2 separate regions of the Mus musculus genome follow, and region 2 is linked to region 1. The links are chromatin loops, found by intact Hi-C in ENCODE. Cell type or tissue: left cerebral cortex. All regions are shown on one strand. Links, peaks and the distances in the headings refer to the core of each region. The heading gives the core; the rest is flanking DNA.

Evidence for each region. A loop is a pair of places that touch in the nucleus more often than their neighbours do. Peaks named below come from ENCODE experiments on the same cell type or tissue, not always from the same donor. Only the 100,000 strongest peaks of a DNase experiment are listed, where the experiment ranks them.
Region 2: it touches region 1 in a loop (2.2-fold over the local background); 4 of 42 quality-filtered maps call a loop at or near these places.

What each region holds. Positions count from the first base shown.
Region 1 is chr6:121,466,391-121,473,350 of GRCm38, reverse strand. It overlaps Iqsec3 (IQ motif and Sec7 domain 3), which reads left to right. Exons shown (of 14, transcript NM_001033354.3): 1 at 1-326. Among named protein-coding and RNA genes, the nearest start is that of Iqsec3, 3.8 kb to the left of the region's middle. In left cerebral cortex, for the core only: no CTCF peak of the experiment used is centred there; DNase peaks (open chromatin) are centred at 4,132, 4,417, 4,916, 5,380 and 1 more place; H3K4me3 peaks cover 816 bases; H3K27ac peaks cover 380 bases.
Region 2 is chr6:121,401,640-121,408,599 of GRCm38, reverse strand. All of the region lies in intron 5 of Iqsec3 (IQ motif and Sec7 domain 3), which reads left to right. Among named protein-coding and RNA genes, the nearest start is that of Slc6a12, 63 kb to the right of the region's middle. In left cerebral cortex, for the core only: no CTCF peak of the experiment used is centred there; DNase peaks (open chromatin) are centred at 2,903, 5,481 and 5,882; H3K27ac peaks cover 570 bases.

The DNA.
Region 1 (6,960 bases), core at 1,063-6,062:
CCGCCGTCTGCCCCACTGCCTGCTCCTGCAGTCACTGCTCCGGCCGCCGCTGCGGCCCAGGAACCGCTTCAGGACCACGGACAGCTCATACCCGCTTCACCGGAGCCGCCGCTTCAGCACCACGGTCAGCTCCTGGCGCAGCCCCAACCTGCACCCAGCAGCAGGGTTCAGACTCCTCAGTCGCCCCACCAGCACCCGGTGGCACCCGGGGCCATAGCTGACAAGGAGAAGGAGCGTCCCTCGAGTTGTTGTGCTGCCGCGGGAGCCCTGCTTCAACACGCATCCCCCGCCGCCCTCGGCAAGGGCGTCCTGAGCAGGAGACCCGAGTGAGTGGGGACAAGGAGGTGGGAGAAGCAAGTGGGTGTGAGGAAATGGGAAATCTGTGTGTAAGAGTGAAGGACTTGAGCACTGTGAAGTGAAGCGGGCAAAAATGCCTTGGGTAAAAAAATGTGTCAAGGAGAGTCCCGCAAAGGAGGGCTTGAGATCCGCGTTGGAAGGTCTGTGGTGGTTGGAGCCAAAGGAAGTATTTGGACCATCTTTGGAGCAAAAAATGAGAGGAATGGGCTTTAACTGGTTGGGGATAATGATAACTTCCAGAAATTAAGGGAGATAAAATTGGGAGGAAGTTGGGGGCAAAAAAATTAAGCCAAAGCAGGGGACCATTGAAGGATTTAAGCTAGGAAAAATTCGGAAGTGAGTTTGCATAGTACAACTGTTTAAATAAAGAGTGAGACACCAAAACAGACTTGATCAGGAAGTTTAAGCGCTTTATAGGGGCTGGGGTCCAGCAGCAAGGATTAGAGTGGGTAGGATAAAGCAAAGGACAGGAGGTGGGGGGGGAACGGGAACAGGCAGGGGAGCTGGATACAGGAAGATGAATGGTGGGAGACAGCGCTGCCCAGGGGAAGGAGCTGGCTCTTTATCTGATGCAGTGGGAGTCAGAGCCAGGAGTGGCTCACTTGGGAAAGCTTTCTCCCTTCTGACCCAAGTGAACATCTTTATGCTGAGCCTCTATAGTGCCAAGGCATACGCAGAAACAACCCTCCAGACTCCTGGATGTCTCTGTTTCAGCTTGAGGACTCACCTGGCTGGAGCTCTCCACTGACTCAGAAGCTTATCTGGGTTCAAATCATGGGAAGAGAACAATGAGATCAGAGACAGCTGGAAAGCAGTTTCTTGAATGTAATGCCTCTATAAATCTCTGTGGTGGCCTCTTATGGCAAGCCTTGTTTCCCTTTGGTTATTAGGAAACCTCATCTTGGATTCCAGGAGAAATATTAATTGTCCCCACGCAGAGTCTAGGGCCTCAAGATTTCTTTTCACTTGTGAGGTCCATGGTATAGGAATGTGGGAGGATGAGATAAAGGGGGCTGGAACGTTTTCTCCTCTGTATTGAAAGAGCCTGGCGATGCTGTCAGTATTGCTTCTTTTTAGACAGGCGAGAGAAGAACAGCCCCGTGGCAATCAGTACCTGGTTAGCAGTGGCCTTCATGGTGTGATGCTACAGGAGAGGGAGGGGCAAGTGAGGAGAGCCGCCGAGTGCCTCATCTCTATTTGCATGTGCTTTATGTCTGGAAGACACTTGTGAAGACTGGCTGCATCACTTAAAAGCTCACCTCTTCTCTGCCCCCTACCTCACTTTCCTCTCCCATCAAAGTGGAGTTTAAAAGGTGAAGTAGGCATGCTTGATCACAGGGTAGGTTTGGACAGAAGCACAGAAGCTCAGGGATGACCTGGCTTGATAGACCTGAAGCATCTGATTCAAGACCCAAAAAAATCCTCCGTGGCCTATTTGTCTTTCAGTTTTATGGCTGTCTTTTTTTTCCCCCCTTGGTCTGAAAACCAGAGAGTTGGGTTTTCCTCAATGTCCACAACTCAGCTAAAGGCAACATTCTTCCACGATATTATATAGCCTTTTCCCCCAACAGAGGGAACAATTCCACCCCACTACCATGGGGGCAGCCATAGAGGCCTGACACTTAGAATTCTTCACTTGAATTCTCTCCTCATTATATCTGGTATCCTCTTTCTCTCCTATTACAGCCTCAGTGTCTTTGCAACTTGTTGGGAAGCTGTGATTGATAAGAATTGATGACTGATCTTGTTCTTGGAGAAAGACTTCTCTGTGGCCCCCAAAGGGTCCCAGAGAGCCCATGCCTTCTATACAGATGTTCCTGCTAGGAGTCCAGAGGTTGAGGAATCACCTGGATTCCTCTCGGGCCTCACATGTCAATACCATGTGACATCCTTGAACTCTGTCTTCCCTACCCTGTTTCTGCTTCCCATGGACCAAAAATAAGAACCAACCAGCATGGTGGAAGGCAATGGAAGATGCTGTGAACATGTTACTAGGCACTAAGGGGTTTATCGTAACATTAGCTTCTCTGGAGTCTCCAGCCTTTTTCAGGCCTAGATACCCAGAAACATCAAGAGTGAGCACATAGTTACCTTACTTCCCTTCAACTTTCTTCCCTTCTTTGTGAAGTAAAGCACACCTCGGATGGCTGGAGGTCCCTGGAATGATATTTCTCTCCCATGTTTTTGCCTGACTTCAAGCAACATCTCCCCCATAGAACTCAGGAGTGAATCACTGTGGCTCATTAATTTAGCTCACTCTGTCCTCTACCCATGGCCTCATGGATGTTTATCCTTTGGGAATTCCTTAGCCCATGGGGCAAGGATAGATGGATCCAGCAGGTAGAGAGAGACCTCCATGTATAGGGTGAAGGAAGGGACCAGGACCAGCAGCCAGTGCCCCTGAGCCCCACCTGGACCAGTGCCCCTGAGCCCCACCTGGTCCTATCCCATGCTTCTGCTAAGTCAGTTCCCTATTGTGCAGAGAGGGAAGAGATGGAACAGGAAGGTCTTCAGATCACAAGTTTCCTGCAAAGCTTTGCTTATTCCTCTCTGTCCTCATTACAAAAGGAGAATGTAGGTCTATATAGGTGACTACAGATGGGTAAACACTGTTAGATACCGTACACACACACACACACACACACACACACACACACACACACACACACACACACACATTGCCAGCCACACAGTCGGCTCTCTCCTTCAAGTCCTCTTCTTTCCCAACTCTGGGAAGGAGCACAGGAGCTCAGGAGCTGAGAAATGATAGATCATTTAGTGGCCATCTGATAGGGATTAGTGTGCAGCCTGGCCTCTCTCCCTCCTTCAGCTGGGGGACACACAAAGGAGTTGGCCTTGGGATCCAAGCTAAGAAAGCAGCAGTGTGGAGGCGGGTGAGTACAGCCATATTACAGAAGCCCTAGGGGTTAGCGTCCTTTCTCTGCCTGCTTCCCGCTCCTGCTAGCGCAAGCCCCAATGTTTATGCTATTTAATGGAAGCAGCAAGCATAGCTTCTTCCTCTTTGTTTTTTTTTTCCAATCAAGGCTCACAGCATCTACGGAATTGATTATTATCTTTTTCCTGGCTGGAGCCAGGTCTCAGCCTGACCTGGAAAAGACCCCTTGCTATAGAAGCTGCCTTTGTGACCATGGCTTCCATTACAGCATATTTGCCCACCTACTCAATCACTGCTTAGTTAGGATCCCAGGGCTTCTCTGTGTCCCCAGCCCCAGAAGCAGGTGATTAATCACATCGAGGTAAGGTTTGGGCGTCATGCTTCAAATTCACCATTTTCTCTGTACTTCCTGACTCAGTGTGGAAGTCTAAGTGCCCTTAGTACTTACTATGGCTTCGACTTTTCCTCCCTTACCCTCCTGGAGCATCCTTCCCTCCTTCATTACTTTCCTCCTTCTCGTCTTTCCCCCCTCTTTTCTTGAATGTTCCCCCCCCCTTGTTTTTCTCCTAATAAAGATCATGCCCATGGCTTTGAACATGCTAAGCACATGTTCTAGCACTGAGCTCCACCCCCTAGCACCACATGAAACACATCTTCAGTCATCTCTAGAGTTCTTTAGCATCATACTGCCCAGGGCCTGGGGACAGCGCAATGATTTATGCAGATGCCTTTTAGCGGGAGTTGACTAGGATGCTGACTGGAGCAGATATCTCTACTGTTGAGTGAGGGTGGTCTTCCTGAAGGTGGCAAGTGTCTGACTGGCTCACCCTGAAAGCTCTCCAGAGTGTGGAGTTCTATCAGTGAGCTAAATGTATCAGGTGTTCTGTCTCTTTAAAAGCCTGAATTCTGCGCTGTGGAAAGACAGGAAGGAAGGAAGTGGGCCTTACATGACATATAACAAGGCACATCTAGAAATGTTTAAGCAAGTGTAAGCATACTGCAGCCGTCTAGAGCCATCTACTCTCTGAATATTATAGAGTAAAAAGAATGGGCATACGCAGAGATTTGGAACCAGAGGGAAGGGTTTCTTGGCTAGAGGTGAGGGCTTGTGTCAGAAAATAGTAAGAGCCAAAGATAGCCAGAAATGAAACTGTCTATCAGATTCAGTCCTGGGATACATCTGTGTTACACGCAGACATCACTCCTCTCTCTGACAGAGCGTCCCTGCCTGAGTCATGTCAGTGGGTAGGGGCAGTCTCAGCATGTCTTGAGCCTAGACATGCCTTGTTGCCATAGCTCACTCCTCTCCTGTCCATTTGCTGCCATCACTAGCCAGAGGATTCCAAACACACTAGTTAGAAAGTGGGGTCCGAGGAAGGCTCACTTGAGGAGGGAGTGAAACCTTTTATTCACTCCTGGAATCTGATAAAGAGCAGATTTACAAAATTTGCATGCCAGACCTTTGCAAAGGTCCAGACCAAACCTCCTTCTGCCCCCTTTAATTCAGAAACAAACAAACAACAACACCCCCACAGCTTTTGAGGCTCAAGCCATTCCCCAGCCCATGCATCCATCTTCCTTCCCCCCCCCCATCTCTTCCCACATTGTGTGGGCAACACCACAGGGCCCCACAGAACCATCCTGGCACAGGTCCCTCTTGGCCCCAACCCAAGAAAGAGGCACAGCAGTTGGTACTGCTGATTCAGCAAGTATCTGTGCAGCCTGAATTCCAAAGGTTGCTTCCAGGGGAGGAGAGGGAGAGAGACTGGGTTAGGGATGGGTGGGAAGGGAAGGAGAGGGGTTGTGGTATGAAAAAGAAAAGCAAGCTAGGACCCATAGCTGGGAGCAAGGTCTCTAAGGAAACCCAGCTTGAGTTTAAACCCCATGTAAAGATTTTTACCCTAACTTCTCTTATTGGGAAGCCAGAGCATCCCGCCTCCCCCCCACAGGGGTCCAGACATAAACTTCATGGTCCAGGACCCAGTACGGCAGGGCAGCAGCTTCGTAAGAGGTTCTAGGGACACTCATCACACTGGCAGGTTCTCAACTGGGATAATTCTGGCAGGCTTCCAAGCTCAGGACACTGCAGCAACTTTCTGCTTCACTCTGGAAAAGCACCAAGTACTGGTCTCTATAGAAGCTGCAAAGGGCTTCTCGTTTCTGTGTAGGGAGGGGATATCTGGGTGTCAGTTCTGGTTCTGAAAGCCTTCTCAGAAAGAAAAAGATAGGAGTGCAGTGAGGAGACAAGCTGGAGCTCTTGGCTGGAAAGCTGGGGAGCCACCGAAGCCCAGAACGCTTAGGGTCTAAGCATCTGAGAACCTGGGATCTCAGAGGCACACACAGGTCTGGGGTACCTCACCTCATCCCACTTTCTTCTTCCAGTTCTTAAGAACTCCAAACTGTTACTTACTTAGCACTGTTCTGGGCTCTCACTAAGCACTTAATACATCACGGTATTTCAATGTATGAAGACCAAGGAAGGATGAATGCATCATCTAGTCTCAGATAACATCAATAGACCAGAATCCACACTTAGGTTCCTTCTGGTCTATTAGGTCACCTTTGGACATGTGCGCCTTGTTCTTTTATTCTTCTAACACCAGACAACACGCACCCAGTGTATTTCAGAGCTGTGACTGTCAGCTCGACCTTGTCAAGCAGCCGGGCAGGACAAAGCCACCGTGGCCTGTGATCTCTATGAGATGTGACAACTTCACAGCTCAAAAATGCATCTTCTGCCAGCTGCAAGCTCTCCTGCAGCACTTTAAGATCATCTGCCCTTCTCTTAAGATATCAAAGACATGTGGGTTGTCACCATGCCCTCTGGTGAGAAGGAACTCTGCCACTTTTCCTAAAATGGGAAGCCACAGTCTCCTCAAGGGAAAGACAAAGTGACCTGCCAGGGAGAACAGTGATCCGTGAGGACAGGACCTGGGAAATGCCTTCCATGTTCAGAACAAAGCAGGATCAGTGTGTCCTTTCTGCAGACGGCTCCTACTGGGGACGGAGGGTAGACCTTCACTATGGAACCCCCACAGAGGTGGAGAGAAAGAAGGAAGAGGCCAAAAAGACAAGAGGCCCTTATGACACTAAATGATGTGAGGGAACTGTGGGGACCCTAATATCTCTGGTCTTATAGATCTAAAGGTTAGAAGACTGCTCTCGGATAGTTTCTTAAATGAGATACTTCTAGAAAAAAGAAAACACATGAAAGATTATTCTCAGATTCTCACAGGCGTCTGTGGCTACAAAGCCCCTAATGACGCGTGTGTGTGTGTGTGTGTGTGTGTGTGTGTGTGTGTGTGTGTGTGTGTGTGTGTGTGTGTTGGGATTCTGGGTGCTCTGGGAACAGGCTGTTTTGTTGTTGTTCTTTGCTGGGATCAGGAGGGTTATGTAACTAAGGCCAATGCTGTGCTGCTGCGTGGTACCTGTCCCTCCCCCATGGCAGGCTGCTGTGGACAGAGGGTGTACAGAGTCCCTTCCTTGAGAAGGGCCCGAGCTTTGTGTTGCCATCAGGTTATTTCATCTTGTCCAGAGCTACAAGGACTCAAGGACTTCATGGGGCCCTCTGGGGAATCAAGCAAATGTCAGCGCTAGAAGCACATTTTAAGGCCACCCAGTCCAGGCTTCTTCCACGAGGGAGAAAATGAAAAGCAGAGGGGAAGTGTCTGCTGCTCCTAAACTAGTTAGTCCCAGGGATGGGTTTA
Region 2 (6,960 bases), core at 1,025-6,024, 65 kb after region 1:
TCCTGTCAGAGTCTCAGAGATGTCCTCAGGCTTGAGGGCAATGCTGGGGCTTCAGGGAAGAGTGAGATGACCATTCATTATTCATTTAACAAACATTGAGTGCCTGTTCTATACTAAGAATAGACCTGGACTGGGGCATTCTGTATGTGTGAACAGGCATGGCTCATGGTCTCAGGAAACGAACACACCTAAACATGGATGATGAGAGAATATATTTTTTAAGCCAATAAGAAGACAAGGGTTTTTCTACTGGCATCCTGGGTGTGGGGCGAAGGGTGAAGTACAGAGGAGAGGTACTATGCCACAAATACCTTACGTCCCATGCTTTATTCAGCAGGTACAAATCCTGCCCCAGAATCTGAACTTCTGACACACTCAGCCCCTGGACTGACTCAACCCCACAGAAAAAGAGCCCTGTACCCCAAGTTCATAACTCCCTAGTTTGTGCCTGAGATATGGCAGCATCTTCCTACAAAAAGCCAGCAGGACATGGAGAAACAAAGAGAGTCAGGTGTCAGCCTCAAGAGCCGGGACACTGGAAGCATTGGTGTCTCCCCACCACTCCAGTCTGCGCCGTGGAAACATTAAATAATCAACTCTTCCCTCCGCACTCCCATGGGCTGCAGCACAGGAAGTAACAGCTGTCTGGTGTGGCTTTGCCCAGGCTGCAAAAGCTTCGCTGGGATATTCTACAGCCCTGGCCTCCCCTGCCCCTGCATGAAGGCATTCAGCAAGTCACCTCTATTCTGTACACAGCTGTTTGCCAAACAAAAGGACATAAATCGCCCCTGTCTGAGACTGAGGCATGCCAAGCCACAGAGTTCCCCAGCAAGCGGCAGTGGGAGGGAAGATGGAGTTAGAATGACTCTCTGAGGGGAAATTCTTATTTCAGAGGCAGCATTCAGACCTGTGAGGCTGGGAAAAGAAAAGGCTGGGAAAACAGAGCAGGAGCTGCCTCAGATGCTTGCCCAAGCTGAGCATACCCCCATGGGCCCTGATCCCAGAGTGAGTTCCTGGCGCCTGATGGTTCTGGGCTCTGGGCTCATTTTCCCAGAAGACACATTTCATTTGAATGGGAAGTGTCACAAGTTCATGTATCTGATCCCAAGCTGGCACTGTTGTCGTAGAGGGTTGTAAAATCTTTTAATATCTGCCTGGTTTGCAGATACAGGGTGTGGAGGGTAGAAGCTTATAAAACCTGTCCCTGGTTCTGATCCTATCTCTCTGCCTTCTGACTAATACTCTTCCTGTCTTTAAGCTTACTAACCAAGCTTTCCCAACCACGCTGAACTGTATCCTCTCAAACCATGAGCCAGAAAAAAATCCATTCTCACTTAGGTTATTTCCTGTTGGGTGTTTGATCACAGTGATGAGAAAAATAGCTAATCCAGAAAATTGGTTCTGAGCAGTGGGGCCATGACACTAATAAGGCTGACTATGTGCCTATTGGGCCTTAAGACCTGGTGACAAGAAGAGAACATGGAAGAGTTTGGAGCTTTAGGCTCAAGAAGTCTTAGAAGACTGTGGGTAGAGCTATCACAGTTACTGATTAGAAGAGCAAGATGCTGATTGAAACACAAACAACGAAAAGTCCAGCTCCTGAGGCTGCAGAAGTGATCAAAACTCTACCAGAACCTGGACTAGAACCAGATGCTACATCTGTCAAAGCATCTGGCTGGGTCCTACCCAGACTCTGAGCTTTCAGTGAGACTAGATTTAGAAGTAGTAGACCCTGGTTTCGAGGCAGCATAGCATTAGAGCAGTATGGCATAGTTGTGACTCACTGCAAATATAACAGATGCCGTCCTGAGGCCACTGTGAACCCCAGATGCTAGATGTGAAGGTGCAAGGATTGGCATTTGCCGAGCTAAGCCTCAGTGTTGTGTTGTTCCCATCCTTCCTTGCCAGAAATCCGTGACTTGTCTTTGGATTTCACAGAGGTTCACAATTAAGAGACTCAGAAGGGATTTTGGAATTTGGAATTTTGAGCACTGTTGGAACCATAAGCCTTTAGTGACTTTTGTGGTTGGTTATACTGAATGCATTTGGCATTTTGAAAAGGCGTTTACTGGGGGCTAGAGGTAGGATATGGTGGTCTGAGTGTGAAATGTCTCCCCCAGGCTCATATGTTTGAACACTCGGTTCCCAGCTCACGGTGCCCTTTTGGAAGATTGCAGAACCTCTTGGACTTGGGGCATAACTGGAAGACAAAGGGCTCTAAGGGCAGAACTAGTTGGTTATAGGTCCTGTCCCAATCTAAGCTCTCTGCTTCCTAATCCTCTAAGATGTGAATAAGATGTCTGAAGCTCCCAAGATCACCAGGCTGCCCGCTACCATTCCCTATTGTGGTGGACTGTGTTTCCCACAAACTGCAAGCCAAAATAAGCCCTCCCCCTCCTAAGTTGCTTCTTGTCAGGTATTTGGTCACAGTGCAAGAAAAATGACCAATATAGAGTGAATTCTAGTAGGCTTACCATCAAGTAAGATTAAAGCTATCAAAGGGCCATGCCCACTCTAAGGTATTAGCTATTTGTTTTTGCATCCATGTTTGTTACATTAAAGTCATAGTGATCTGCTGGATTATGTCCTTTTAAGCGCAGGTGATGTGTTGAACTGCCTGGGACTCAGGAAGATTTCTATAAATGTTAGCTGTTTCCATTTTTATTTTCCTACCTAAAACTGAGACACATTAGAACATTCCCTCTGCTTTCTCAGAGCAGAAGAGCTTGAGTGCGCCAATTCTGGCTTGATGTCGGATCCACCCATCAGATGAGAACTTGCTAGAATTTGCCATGGAGACATGGGAAAGAACAGGATGGGACTAGCTTGTTCCGGGGACCACCCTGTATCCTGAAGACATCCCTTCTGGATGTACAAAAGAGACACCTTGCAAGTTCAGGCATATATATATGGGAGCCAAGCAGGATCTTTTAGGGCTAGCTGTGCCCACTGCTCTGCCCACCCACAGTTTTCATGTGGCTGGGAATTTAGCTCTGCTCTATTTCCTTCCTGAAGTGTCCGCTTCAGCGGGCTTGAAGGCCAGCGGATGGGAGAATGTTCTGGGCCAGCTGTGAGCAGTCTCTCTTCTAGCGTGGATGATTCTTTCCGATGTGAATCGCATGTGTGAGGAGGGCACCCATGCCTGTCATTTCAGCAAGAATGCTCTAAGGGCAGCTTTAGGATAACGCCGCCAGCAGGAAGTTTCTGGCATGGTTCTTCTTTCCACTAGTCTTGGGTCCTGTGTGAAGTTCTGGTACATACTAATTAACATTTGATGTTGGAGTCAGATTTTCATGACTTCATTTCCACCAGCATTCATCTGTTGGCCAGAATGTAACAGACTTGTTCTTCTCGGGACATTTTTAGATGAAGACAGATTGTCTGTCAATATCCAACAGACTGGAAGGCTGTGGCCTTTATGGCTAGCAAGGAATTCTTTGAGAACATCTTGCCCACTCATTGCTGTAGTTCCAGAGTAGACCCTTTCTTTGCTTGAGGAATTCCCTTGTGGAGAGGATGGTTAGGCTGTGGCTCAGGAAGACCCTTCCAGGGTCTAGAGGAGGGGAGGGAAACAACCATGTAGGCAAAGATCTTAGAGCTATTTCTACAGGTTTGAAAAGTTCTCTTCTATCACCCAGAGGGGCAAGAGGAGTGTCTTTTAAAAGTGCTGTGTTAGGAATATATATACATATCCATAATGGAAAGGCATTTAACTTAGCATGTATAAAGCCCCAGGTTCAGGTCCTTTGACTGTGAAAGAAAGAAAGAAAGAAAGAAAGAAAGAAAGAAAGAAAGAAAGAAAGAAAGAAAGAAAGAAAGAAAGAGGAGGGGAGGAGGGGCGGGGGAGGGGCGGGGCGGGGAGGGGAGGGGAGGGGAGGGGAGGGGAGGGGAGGGGAGGGGAGGGGAGGAGAGGAGAGGAGAGGAGAGGAGAGGAGAGGAGAGGAGAGGAGAGGAGAGGAGAGGAGAGGAGAGGAGAGGAGAGGAGAGGAGAGGAGAGGAGAGGAGAGGAGAGGAGAGGAGAGGAGAAACCAGTGGTGTCTTTCTGGATTTAAATCTTTGACCTCCCACCTCTCTGGACACCCTTCTCTATCCCTGACATGAATAGATTAAAAACTCTCTTGAACAGTAAATACTCCCTGAAATGGAGACTTTGTGGTCCCCAAAGATAGGGTAAACAAATCCAGACTTAAGGCATATGAATTGGGATTTTATACAAAGAGATATCTCCAGCCCAGTCTCTCATAAGCTAGCTCAGGAGAGGCCATTCCCACCCTCTGGGTAACTTTCTATTGGAGGCTCTTACCAGCCACTCTACCATGAGACTTCTCGGAGGGACTTCCAGGGGTTCAGCCTGTCCTGATGATTTCTACAGGAATATCCGTGAAGCACAATAAGGATCACACTGTGGGAGCGCCCATTTCTAAGAATGCAGGAACCAAGGAACAGAGAGGTTAGGGATCTTCCCTTCTGCCACACAGCTTATAGATGGCTGAGACCTGCAGCCAGGCAGAATGAGCCCATAATCCCACAACACCCCAATGTCTGTGCCCCACTCCACAAGAAGCAAGATCTACAGCGCTCATGGTTCTCATGATTCTCTGCTTCTGAATCATAGCACTGGAAAGCCCAGTGGGGGCTCAGCTGTAGCTTAGGCCTCTCATCTTGCCTGGGAAGAACAGACCCAGGGAGAAGAACTGACCTGTCCACAGGCCAGTGGAAATTGAGCAGAATCAGGCACAACTCCATCCCTCCTCCCCATTTTATTTGGCTGTGCTCCGATCCTCTCATCTGAGAAAGAGCAGAGAGTGTGATTCCCAAGTCTCACGGGGCCTGCACTAGATCCAGTTTCCCCTGCTTGGTGTGCATTTTAAAATGTCCGCTGATACCTGGCTAGCGGCACTGTTTCAGACAGTTAGCTGCTATTATCAGCAGCACCTCAGCTAAAAGGAGCTTCAAACCGCTCACTTATCAACATGTCAACGCAGGCTTGATCCGAAGAAACACAACGAAAGCCCTTACTTACTAAGTCCCACTATACCAGGACCTTTGTACACATTGACTTCTTAAAACCCATGCCAGCTCTGCCCAGAGGACAGGACATGGATTGTGTCCATTCTGTAAGTGAGGGAAGTGAGGTACACTGAAACTCAGTGGCTTGAGCCGGACTTCTGCACAGCAGAAACAAGACTCAAACCCAAAGGCCTGACCTCTTCCTGTGTCCCACGTTGTTACAGTACACAGACTTACTTCTCAAAATGTGTCGCCCCGGCTGGCACCATCAGCACCACCTGGAAGCCTGATGGTGATGCAAACTCTGTCTCTGCTCCAGGCCCTGTGAATGAGAAATCTAGGCTTGGCAGGAGCACCAGGGGATTCTGAGACATGTTTGGGACTCATGACCCCTGCCCACTAGGATGCTGCCAAGTTCAGCATGAGAAAAATCTGTTCTGGCATCCACAGTGACTGCCGATGTGTCTGGGTAGTTAGAGCAGAGTGCTCTTGATTTCTGGGTCAGTACCTGGCAGCCATCCTTTGGAGGGTCTTTGTGCCGCAGCGCCATCATGGGAACACTGCTGGGTCCCTGAGTCAGCACCCTCTCCTTCTGTTTTCTTGGCACCATTCACTTTTCTAAAAGGCCTTCACAGAGCATGTTATGAGTTCTGACCAGAAAAGAAAATCACCCTCCAGCGGATGAGGGTATTTTTAATTAAATTGTGTAAGCAAGCACCGCAGAATAAAAGCAGGGTCTGCGCGTCTCATGGCCTTTCCCCTGAAGCACAGATACTTGCCGCTTCCCAGGCCTCAGCAGGGCCTCACTGACAATATCTTTACCATCTCTTCTGGCCAATTAAAAAATCCCTGCTGTTGCTATTACCTATTTTCAGCTCCCAACCAGTTCCTTTGTCTGCCAGACACTGTCTTGCTTTCCTTTAAAAAAGAAAAAAAAAAAAAAAAAAAAGATCCTGAGATGACGCAATTCATTTTGATCACAGTTGTGTAGGATGCTTCATTTCCCCGCAACACGAATTGATTGCGTGAACGGATCAGTGTTAACAAGCAATTTGATGCAAGAGTGTACTGTTCATACAGATGCAGGAGCAGCTGGCTCTCTGCCTCCAAGTCCTCCTGAGCTGTTTTCTGCAGCCCCCACTCCCCCCCCCCAAAAAAACATATAGGCATGAAGGAAGCCCAAGCAAACCCTCTATCCCCACCCCCAACCTGATTCACTGGCTGATCCATCCACAACCCTCTTGAGCAAGTCCAGACTCTTCCCCAAAGCGGTCCGATCAGTGATACCCACACACTCCAGTTCTCATCACACATTCAATCGCTTCTGCAGCTGGAGGAGGCAAGAAGTGCATGTGACCCACGTGGCTTCATCACTGCCCAGCATCAGCAATCCTCCGGGACATATCCCTGGCAGAGGTCTGGGGTCAATTCCAGATCATCTTGACAGAGAATACTAAGAGATTCCAGGTCCCTGGGTGAAGTTTTCAAGGGTTGTTGAGCTTCTTCTCCAGCTTACCTTCAACAGCACCTGAGCCTGCTTCTTCCAACTGGTTTTTTACTCACTCATCTAATCATCTTACAAAGGTTATGGCTTCATGTATACTCTAGAGAAGCAGAGCTGAGAAACAACATGTTCTAACCACGCGAGGAAGTTTTAAAGTAGACTGAAGACAAGTCCGGAAAACGATGGAAGCTATGGAGACCACAGACCTTCAAGGTTGGAGTCAGACAGCATGAAGGCAAGACTGCAAGAAGGAGTCAGGAGGAAGGGGCAGGAGGAGCAGGATGCTAAGAGCCTGCTCCGCTGGGGACATCATACAAGGAATGTGGAAGGTTCTGAAGGAAAGCAAACAGGGGAGCCACTGAAGACCAGGCAAGTGTCCTAGAAGGATGGTTCTCAAGGATGGCCTGAAGACAGGGAGTAAGGACGGGCTAAGTCACTAGCCATAG